2 separate regions of the Mus musculus genome follow, and region 2 is linked to region 1. A link is a loop called in an ENCODE intact Hi-C map of the cell type or tissue named here. Cell type or tissue: gastrocnemius. All regions are shown on one strand. Links, peaks and the distances in the headings refer to the core of each region. The heading gives the core; the rest is flanking DNA. Region 1 holds the start of Cpeb1 (cytoplasmic polyadenylation element binding protein 1). Region 2 overlaps Cpeb1 (cytoplasmic polyadenylation element binding protein 1).

Region 1 (4,387 bases), core at 276-4,275:
CTGCATAGGACCCTGGAGCCCAGGTGCTCCGTGCTTTCTGGTGTTGCGGGCCACTTTGCAGGAACCGTGGCCTTGCAGAGCCCCCTGGAAATGAGGCTCGTGACCGTGAGAGGCTGGAACCGCACAGCAACCCACACGGGTGGCCTGCGCTGCCCACCGAGGACGCTCTTTGCTGACATGGGTCCCCCTGCCTAGGCATGGGCCTCCCCCCACACACACCCCGTTGCGTCTAGGCCCCCAGTGAAGCAGCCTTGTCAGCCCTACCCGCCCAGCGTCCAGCCTCCGCTCCCCCAAACCAGAGGTCAGGGCTGGAGGCCACGCGAGCCCATCTGCAACCCGACACCCCCGAATTTGGACACCTGGCCTTGCTGGCTGAGAAACGCTGAGCGACACCCTCGAGGCCACATGAGTGCGTCCCGCCAGGCCGCCCGAGTGAGGCAAGCGGACGCCGCCGAGGACTAGCTGGCTTCCCGCCTGCGCCCCCTCGCGGGCTGCTCAACTCCTCCTCCCCTCCGGGCCCGCGCCCCCCAGCCCCGCGAGGCTCCCGGGGACAGCCCTCGAAGCCCGGTCACACGCACGTGCGACCTCACCTGGCCCGGTCCACCCTCGGGGCTAGGGCTCCGGGAGCAATCGAACGTGTGAAGCCACGTGACTTCCCCGGGCTTGGAAAGAGCGCGGCCCGCACGAGGGGCCCGAGACCTCGGCTTTAAAGGAGCCATGTCAGCGCCGTCGTGGCGCGTCTCCCCCTGCGCCGCCCCAGCCTGAGGGGGTCTCCGCGGCTCGCTGCTGCGCCGCCCGCAGCGAGCCGCCAGCCCCTGCCTCCTGCGGGACGCCAAGGCGACTCTCGGGGAGAGAGAGAGAAGGAAAGAGAGAGACGGGAGCCGCGGGCACCGCCGGCCAGCCGGCCGGCCGCTCGAGCTCTCCCGTGCGACGGCTGCGGAAAAAGGAAGTGTTGGCGTCCGGGCGCCCGTCCGCGCGGCCGGCTCCTGTCTGGACGTATGTTCGAGGCCACCGAGAGTTGTGCAAGTGCAGCTCCGAGGCCCCGGCGGTCGCCCCCGAAGGGCCGCGGCGCCTTTAAGCCCAAAGGCCTGAGTCACGAGGAAGCTCCCTGCCCCTCCCCGCGCGCCCCACACCGCTCCACGAGGCCCACGACCGCGGGCATGTGACCGGCGCCCCGCCCGGGACGCTAACCCGGGCGGCGGTGAGGGGGCCCTGTGAAGTGGCGAGACTGCGCGCGGACCGTTAGCCGAGGCGGCCGGCGGGGACAGCAGCCCCGCCCGGCCCGGCCCCGCCCCGCCCCGGCGGCTCTTACCAGAGAGAAAGCCATGGGGTCCGGCGTGGCCCTAAGGGACTGGCGGGCGGGCGGGCGCGCGGGCCGGCGGGTCTGTGCGGCGCGGGACGCGCACACACGTGGGCACTATTTTTGCAGCGAGCAGCGCACGACTCCGCACCCCGGCGGCTTATAAAGCTCCGCGGCGCTGGCCTGACGAGGAGCACCTGTGTCGGCCCCGCCCGGCCTCGTCCCCGCCCCCGCCCCCTGCGCTCCTTCCTGCCGTCCAGACCCGCGCTCCGCCGCCCACCCTGGGCCTGGGGGTCCGAACGGGGGGTGGGGGTTAGTTCTGAGGCTCGAGCCAAGACAGACCACCACTGCCTCCCCGGAGCCCGAGGGGGCTCAGGCCTGAGCAAGTCCCTCGCCCGGTGACCCTGACCATTTCACTCTCCCGCGGGCCTCAGTTTCCCTACAGATTTACAAGACCCTGGGATGCCCCGCTGCGCCGGTGACGTGCGCCCCCCCCCCAAAAAAACGTATAACCACGCCTCTCCTTTGCTAGTGACCTCTCGGGTGGAAGCCCCGGTGGCACCGAACCCAGCCCCTCCACCCATCCCCACCTGCAGCAGACACGCCCTCACTTCAGACCGACTGCCACTGCATCTGGAGCGAGCTGGAACCCGGAGCGCAGGCGTCAGGGGATTCGGGAAAGTTCCGAAAACAGCAGTGATCCTCTTCGGATTGCAGTTCCCCAGGGAAACCGCTCCCGACGCTCCCTCCAGAATGACAGGACGCTTTACTGACAAAATTCGGGGCAAGAGATCAGGGTGAGCGAAGCTGTTGTTCCGAGAGGCGTCATGGGCCAGCTAGGGCTGGACCAGACCGGAAGCCCAAGCGAGCGCAGAGGCGGAGATGGCATTCCGGGCTGCAGACCAGGGAAGGCGGAGAGGGAGGAATGCACTGAGAGGCTCAATCTGACTAAGACCAGCTAATGCGTGTTGGTGCCACAGGAGGGAAGCCCGAGCCCAGTTTCTGAAGGGCTTTTATTCTGCAGCTAGCTGGAAACTAGAGGAAAGGTGAACAAGCTTGGAAGTTGCCAGGTCTCTTTTAAGGTGTTGCTGGAGAGTTGGAGGTGGGAAATAAGCCACTAGGTTGGTTAAGAAAGAGAACAGAGCTTATTGAACATTTCTAAGTGTTTTATATGTTATACTTTTTATTCAGCGCGTATTATACTCAAGGTTCCTCCTGACAGGTGAAGAAGCTGTTACCAACTTGCTGGCAGGTTTGTGAGGCAGGAACGTATAAGCTTCTGCCCAGGGTATTAAGAAAGGAAGCCTACGGTCCTAGCCTAGTGTGTTTGGAGAAGGTGGGGAAGAGGACAGATGCTGGAGTTAAAGTGCAGAGGGAGCTGAATGACAGCTGGCTAGTCTCCATTCTGTGGTCGTTCCCAAGGGTTACTGAAGTCCTAAGCAGAAAGGGTGGTTACAGTATGGAGAACCCATCCCCTTAGGAGCAGCCCAACCCCCATCTTGGCAGCATAGGCCTGATAAATCAAACCTAGTATTTCTTGCTTCTCTTCTCTTCCTATTCTGAGAGGTGCCACACTTAGATGCCTACAACATGGGAACTGTAAGTGAGGGTGTATGAGATGCTCTGAAGACCCAAGGCATATCTGGAAAGACCGATGGCATCTATGACTAAGACATCCATGGTGGCTTAGGCCCATAACTGCAATACTATCACAGATGAGGCAGAAGGAGGGGTGCCTTGCATCCGAAGGCAGTTAGGAACTACAGTCTGAAGGAAGTCTACCTCAAGGAAATAAATTAATTAATTAACTAATTAATTAAATGGAAGGAATAGGTTAGCCGATAGGCATCAGAAACCTCTAAAATATCTCATCTTAAGGTCGCCATGTACCTTAGTAGCTGCCAATTTGTGATCCTTCACATCCAGTCCTCCCTGACCCAAAGTTAAACAAGATAAGAATCTAAGACTTGAAATGGCACCTGAGGGCCTATGGGAATGGATACCTGAAAAAATATAAAGTTTCAAGCTCCCAGCCTATAAGAAAGTAACTTTGAACACAGATTTCTGCTGCTAAATCACCGTCCCTAAACCTAGCCAAAGGCAGGAGGAGTGGAGTATTTTCTGGGCATTCAAGCGTGTACTTCTCACACTTCTAAATGCTTTGCTTGTTAACTCATAGGTAAAGAGGCTGCTGTTCAAAGAAGGAACATGCTTGGCTTCAGCTGTTTGGGAGACTGAGGCAGGAGGGAGGATTGCAAATTTAAAGCCAGCCTGTGAGGACAACTTAGTAAGCCTGTGTGCCCCTACCCTACATTCCCTCACCACACCCCCAGACTCAAGAGTAGAGTTGGGAATATAATCAATAGGTGTGCTTGTCTAGTACATACAAGACTCCAGGGTCAACCCCCAGTATACTACAAAAGAAGGCAATTAAGTGACTTCCTCAAGGACCCCTTGCCAACAGGGGCAAATGGAGAACTCAGACCTGTCGTTTTCTGTTTTCATAGTCTGATGAGAGTAAAACCTTTGGCATCTCCAGCTTCCTTTCATATTTTACATCTATTATTTATTTGTGTGATATGGATACAAGTGGAGGTCAGAAGACACTCGCAGCTCTCTCCTTCTACTCTGTGGGTCATGGGGCTTGAGCTCAGGTCATCAAGCTTGGTAGCAAATGTCTTTACCTGGTGAACCATCTTGCCCTGCCTCACCCCACCCATTTTTTGAACTGACTGAGTCCTTGATCCTCCTACCGGGTGTATGTGTGTGGTATACATGTCTATATGTGCAAGTGCATGCACATACACACACAGAGTAATGAATTTTTTAAAGTCCAGAGGATCAGCCTCACTTTTATCATATATAAATGTAAAATTGAAATAGGTTAAATATATAAATGTGAAAAGTTGTTTTTGGAATTTTAAAGAAGAATATAGGAGAACATCTTTTTTAATTTGTTAAAGTCTAGACTCACAACCAAAAATATTTTAATTTGTTGTTTTGGTTTTTTGAGGCAGGGTCTCACCATGTAGCCCAGGATAGTCTTGAACTGAGACTCTCTTGCATTTACCTCCTAAGGTAAAACTC
Region 2 (4,387 bases), core at 249-4,248, 88 kb before region 1:
GAATGGAGAAGGCAAGAACATGAATCCTAAGGACAAGGAGGTCCAGGATATGGAACTGTAAGTGGCTAACTTAGATTATATTAAGTCGAAACACTGGATAGGTTTAACCAAACAGACATTTGAGAGATCCATGGTTGATAGCTGAACTCAGGGTTTAAATAAATGCCAGGCAGTGGTGGCACATGCTTTTAATTCAGCACTCAGGAGGCAAAGCCAGGCGGATTTCTGAGTTTGAGGCCAGCCTGGTTTACAGAGTGAGTTCCAGGACAGCCAGGGCTACACAGAGAAACCCTGTCTAGAAAAACAAAAACCAAAGCCAAACAAATGAAAAAGCAAGGTGTTGAAAGACTCTGAGATGGGGAAGTACTTGCAAGTAGAAAGGGGTGGGGTGGGGAGGAATAACTATGAGGTAGATGAGGCTGAGAAAACAAACAGGTTTCATACCTGGCAAAACAGCAACTTAAAAGCTTCAGATCTGTCCTCCCTGAGGGTTTATGTGCAGCTGACAGAGGAGTAACAGTTTCTTCAGCAATGAAACAACTGGAAAACTAAGGTGCCTATATCTTATAAACTACCCTAATGAAACCCTTTAGATCTCTGCCTCTCTCACTCCCCACACCTCCCTCTCCCCCTTCCCCCACCACATGTACCCCTTAAGAAAATTCTTTTGGAGCTGTATAAATAAGCCCTAAGCTTCCACTATGCCCAAAGGCTAAGAATGTCAGCAGATAATATCTGAAGTCTATAGCAGAGACTTCTTAGCTTTGCTATAACCTGTCTACTTGGCATTTCAATCAATGTTTGTTTGTTTGTTGAGTCAGGGTCTTACCATTCATCACCTGCTGGCTTGGAATTATCTATGTACACTAGGCTGGTCTCAAACTAGTGATCTTTTCATCTCCCAAGTGCTGAGATTACAACATATAACCACTACACCTGGCTATCATCAGTGTATTTTTCAAGTGCTTTAATTTATGACTGTCTTTTGTTACTATAAAAATTTCATCAAACTGTTACCACATTGGGAACACGATATTTGAGGAAACCTGAATTTGTGTTCCCAAGGTATGGTCATTCATACTGGGCTCCAAAATAAATGACCTCTATTTTCTTTTAGGTGAGACCTGTGTTTTTGCATCATCACATAGCACAAAGACATATGAAAAAAATTGTAAAAGGAAATAAGTAGTTTAAAGGGGTCATAGCTAGGGACACTAAGGACAAGAATGGGCTATGGGAACTATGCTTTTACCCAAATTGGTTTTGATTTTGTTTTGTAAGTGCTTTTTAAATAGCCCCAAACCAACACAGTAGTCAATACAGGTGATTTTCCTCCTTCCCTCCAGTTTATTATATTCACTTGTATTGATACATGTTTTGCCAGCTACAAATTCTATTTATCTCAGCTAACTTGCAAACTGTTAGTATCTTGGAATTCTTGCAAATTATCTTGTCAACAACAGGAATTTTATCTACAGAAAGCTTCTACTATGAGCATGGCCTGATGGCATATTCCCTTAATCCCAAGACTTGGAGGTGAGGCAGGTGGATCTCTGTGAGTTCCAGGACAGTCTAGTCTACACAGCAAGCTCTAAGTTAGTTAAAGCTACATAGTAAGATCCATCTTCCTCAAACACCAACAAAAGGAATCCTCTACTATGGTAACAAGCCTATCCAAATAGAAAATGGCATAACAACCCACACTAGTTGATTCCACTTTCTCAAGAGATGGTCAGTCATCTATTTTATGACTTGGACCAGGTTCAGTTAAGTTCCTACTAACAGCAACTTTTCCACTCACTGAACATCAAAACACATCTCAGATATGAATCTTTCCCTAAATCCTAATAAGTATTAGCCTATCTTAACAAAGTTTTGAGGTTAGCAATGTCCATCCCATAGCAGAGCACAGTACAGAAGTGCATCATTCACTAGCTACAGCAATCATTACTGAGACCTTGTGTCTACTTATTTTCATGTCCTTAGCACATCTCCTTTTTGTTCAAATCTTTTAAGATCATCAACCACAGATGATAAATCTCACCTACCAGAAGTTCAGGGGACCTAAAAAGAAAGGTCTCAAAAGTTAGGGATGGCCATGGTAAGAACTCATTAAAATGTACCTAAAACACCACTTGAGGTCTGAACCAGAATCTGCATTTTAACAAGATCCCTGTGAGGATAGATACACTAAAGATACACTAAAGCTTTGAAAACTCCAGCCAAAATCCCTATGTTTTATTACTTTAAGTTCCTAATTACTATACCCTTACTACACCCAAACATGCTTCATATGAAATTATTTATGTTAATTTAAAGGTTGGAGCGTATAAATAAAGCTCTTACAGTATAATGAAGACTAACATTCAAGGACATAGAAAGCCAAAATGACTATACAGGGCATTTCACAAAGAGTCTGATTTCTAAAAACACTGTGTGGAAGTAGGGAAGAAGCAGAGAGGCAGAGAAACACAGCACCACGAACAATAAAGAATAAAAAGAATGACATGGAATATAATACTTTCGGGAAAGTGATGGCCGGAACTAGCTGCATCCTGTAAAAAGCTCACATTGAACAGAAGCAAAGGAGCTAAGGCCTATTGCTTCAAGCAGATACGTGTTTTAAAAAGCAAGACAATTGCTACAGAATTGATGGGGCTAGAGATGGCTCAGTCATTAAAGGCTAAGGTAAAACATTCATAAAAAGACATTACTGTATTACTGGGCACAGGACAAATTTGGAATATAAAAATAATAGTTTAATAAATGAATATATCTATTTTAAACTGCCCAAAGAAATTTGGAATGTAAAAATAATAGTTTAATAAGTGAATATATCTATTTTAAACTGCCCAAAGTTCATTATTGCTCTGTTATAAACAAATCTAGATAAAATTGTTCACAAAGAATATGTATACACATATAAAGAAAATGCACAGCTGATAAAGGGATAAAATGAATGCCAACAATAGGAAAATCTGAATTAAGCTGGCTTGAGATCTCTTTCAGCCCACAGAATGAGCCAAGTTTCTGGAAACTGTGACCCACAGTCAGATGCCCTCGAGTGACCTGACTGTCCCTTTACAGCCCAACCCGGCAGAAGGTTCCAACTCATTAATGCCATTTCAGAGCACAAGAGACCAAATCAGCAGTAATTATTTTTAGACTGATTTTAAACTTTCTCTACTTTCAGCCTTCTCTCTATGCCAGGTCTCCAGTTTTTCAGCTGAGTCACTGTTGGAATTTTCTGAAGCCTGCCTCCCTCTCCAAGAGTCTAAAGGTGCCCAGATCTGATGTTAGCACTGGCAACAGTAGTGGGTTGGGACTGGAGGCCGTTATCACAAGACACAGCTCTCAGCTCAAGCTCACAGGACACAATCATCAAATACTTGTAATCTATAAGTGCAGTCACAGGGAAAATCTTGGAGCCATCACTCCAATCCTAGGTGTATGGCTGTATACTGGAAGCCTATGTGTACCCTTAGTTCTGAGGCTGCCTGCAGAGAGTTGAAGCAAATCTGCAAGAAAACTTAGTTGTGCCCTGGACATCCATATTCCATATTGGAGAAGCCTAAACCTATTTTGAATGCTGGCTCATTAACAGTTTGAAAAAGGTTGGGAAAGCAGAGCAAAAGTCATTTGTATCATCCCAGGCTGCTCTACCCTATGGATCAATGGGGAAGTCTGCAAATGAAACAGCACAGGGAACATTACATTCAACTGGTCAACAGGACAGAAACCAAAGGAGATGAATAGGTTAATCTCATGAGACTTCTAAAAGGGAATTAGAATAGACATGTCCTCTGGCATCCTCAGGCTGAGTATCTCACTTGCCCACTGGGCTTCTGTACAAAGTGGCCATTAAGAGTTCTTTCTTCCAGGTCCCTCAAGGTAGATTTGAAATGTCACTTCACTCTCCTGCTGAGTAATGCTGCATACAGAAGAGTCATAAGGGGAAAGGCTTTAGAAAGACAAATCCAGTGGGTGGTTAAGCTGATGAACTGAGACCAAGGGTGGAAAGCGAGTGGGAAGTGTCTGTCAAGTGCCCTCATCTTAAGAGATTTCATCAATGAACAGATCACCCCAGGCTTCTTACTTAGCTACATGAGGTTACCTTAAGTCTGGTCTAACATATTAAGGTTCTGGTCACAGAAAAGGGGTTTAATAGGAAGAATGGGAGGTTTAGAACAAAAGACACCAGGTTTGGAATGCTTAGACAGACAATAGATGCCACTTTGTGTACTTTTGCAAGTTTTTCCTCATCTGTACAAGCACTAAAATCATGTGCTATGTTCAGCATTAAAAAAATTAAGATATGTTGGCTGTATATCACTTCATTCCTCAACATGGGGTATATAGCCTTGACATACTATTAAAGGACCTTTTC

What was found. Peaks named below come from ENCODE experiments on the same cell type or tissue, not always from the same donor. Only the 100,000 strongest peaks of a DNase experiment are listed, where the experiment ranks them.
Region 2: it touches region 1 in a loop (3-fold over the local background); 6 of 42 quality-filtered maps call a loop at or near these places.

Annotation. Positions count from the first base shown.
Region 1 is chr7:81,453,322-81,457,708 of GRCm38, forward strand. Cpeb1 (cytoplasmic polyadenylation element binding protein 1) reads right to left here and starts at 1,437. Exons shown (of 12, transcript NM_007755.5): 1 at 1,313-1,437. The coding sequence starts at 1,327. In gastrocnemius, for the core only: CTCF peaks have their summits at 511 (motif pointing left) and 2,278 (motif pointing right); DNase peaks (open chromatin) are centred at 504, 1,269, 1,540, 1,858 and 1 more place; H3K4me3 peaks cover 2,259 bases; H3K27ac peaks cover 2,316 bases.
Region 2 is chr7:81,364,924-81,369,310 of GRCm38, forward strand. All of the region lies in intron 3 of Cpeb1 (cytoplasmic polyadenylation element binding protein 1), which reads right to left. Among named protein-coding and RNA genes, the nearest start is that of Rps17, 22 kb to the left of the region's middle. In gastrocnemius, for the core only: no CTCF peak of the experiment used is centred there; no DNase peak of the experiment used is centred there; H3K27ac peaks cover 2,136 bases.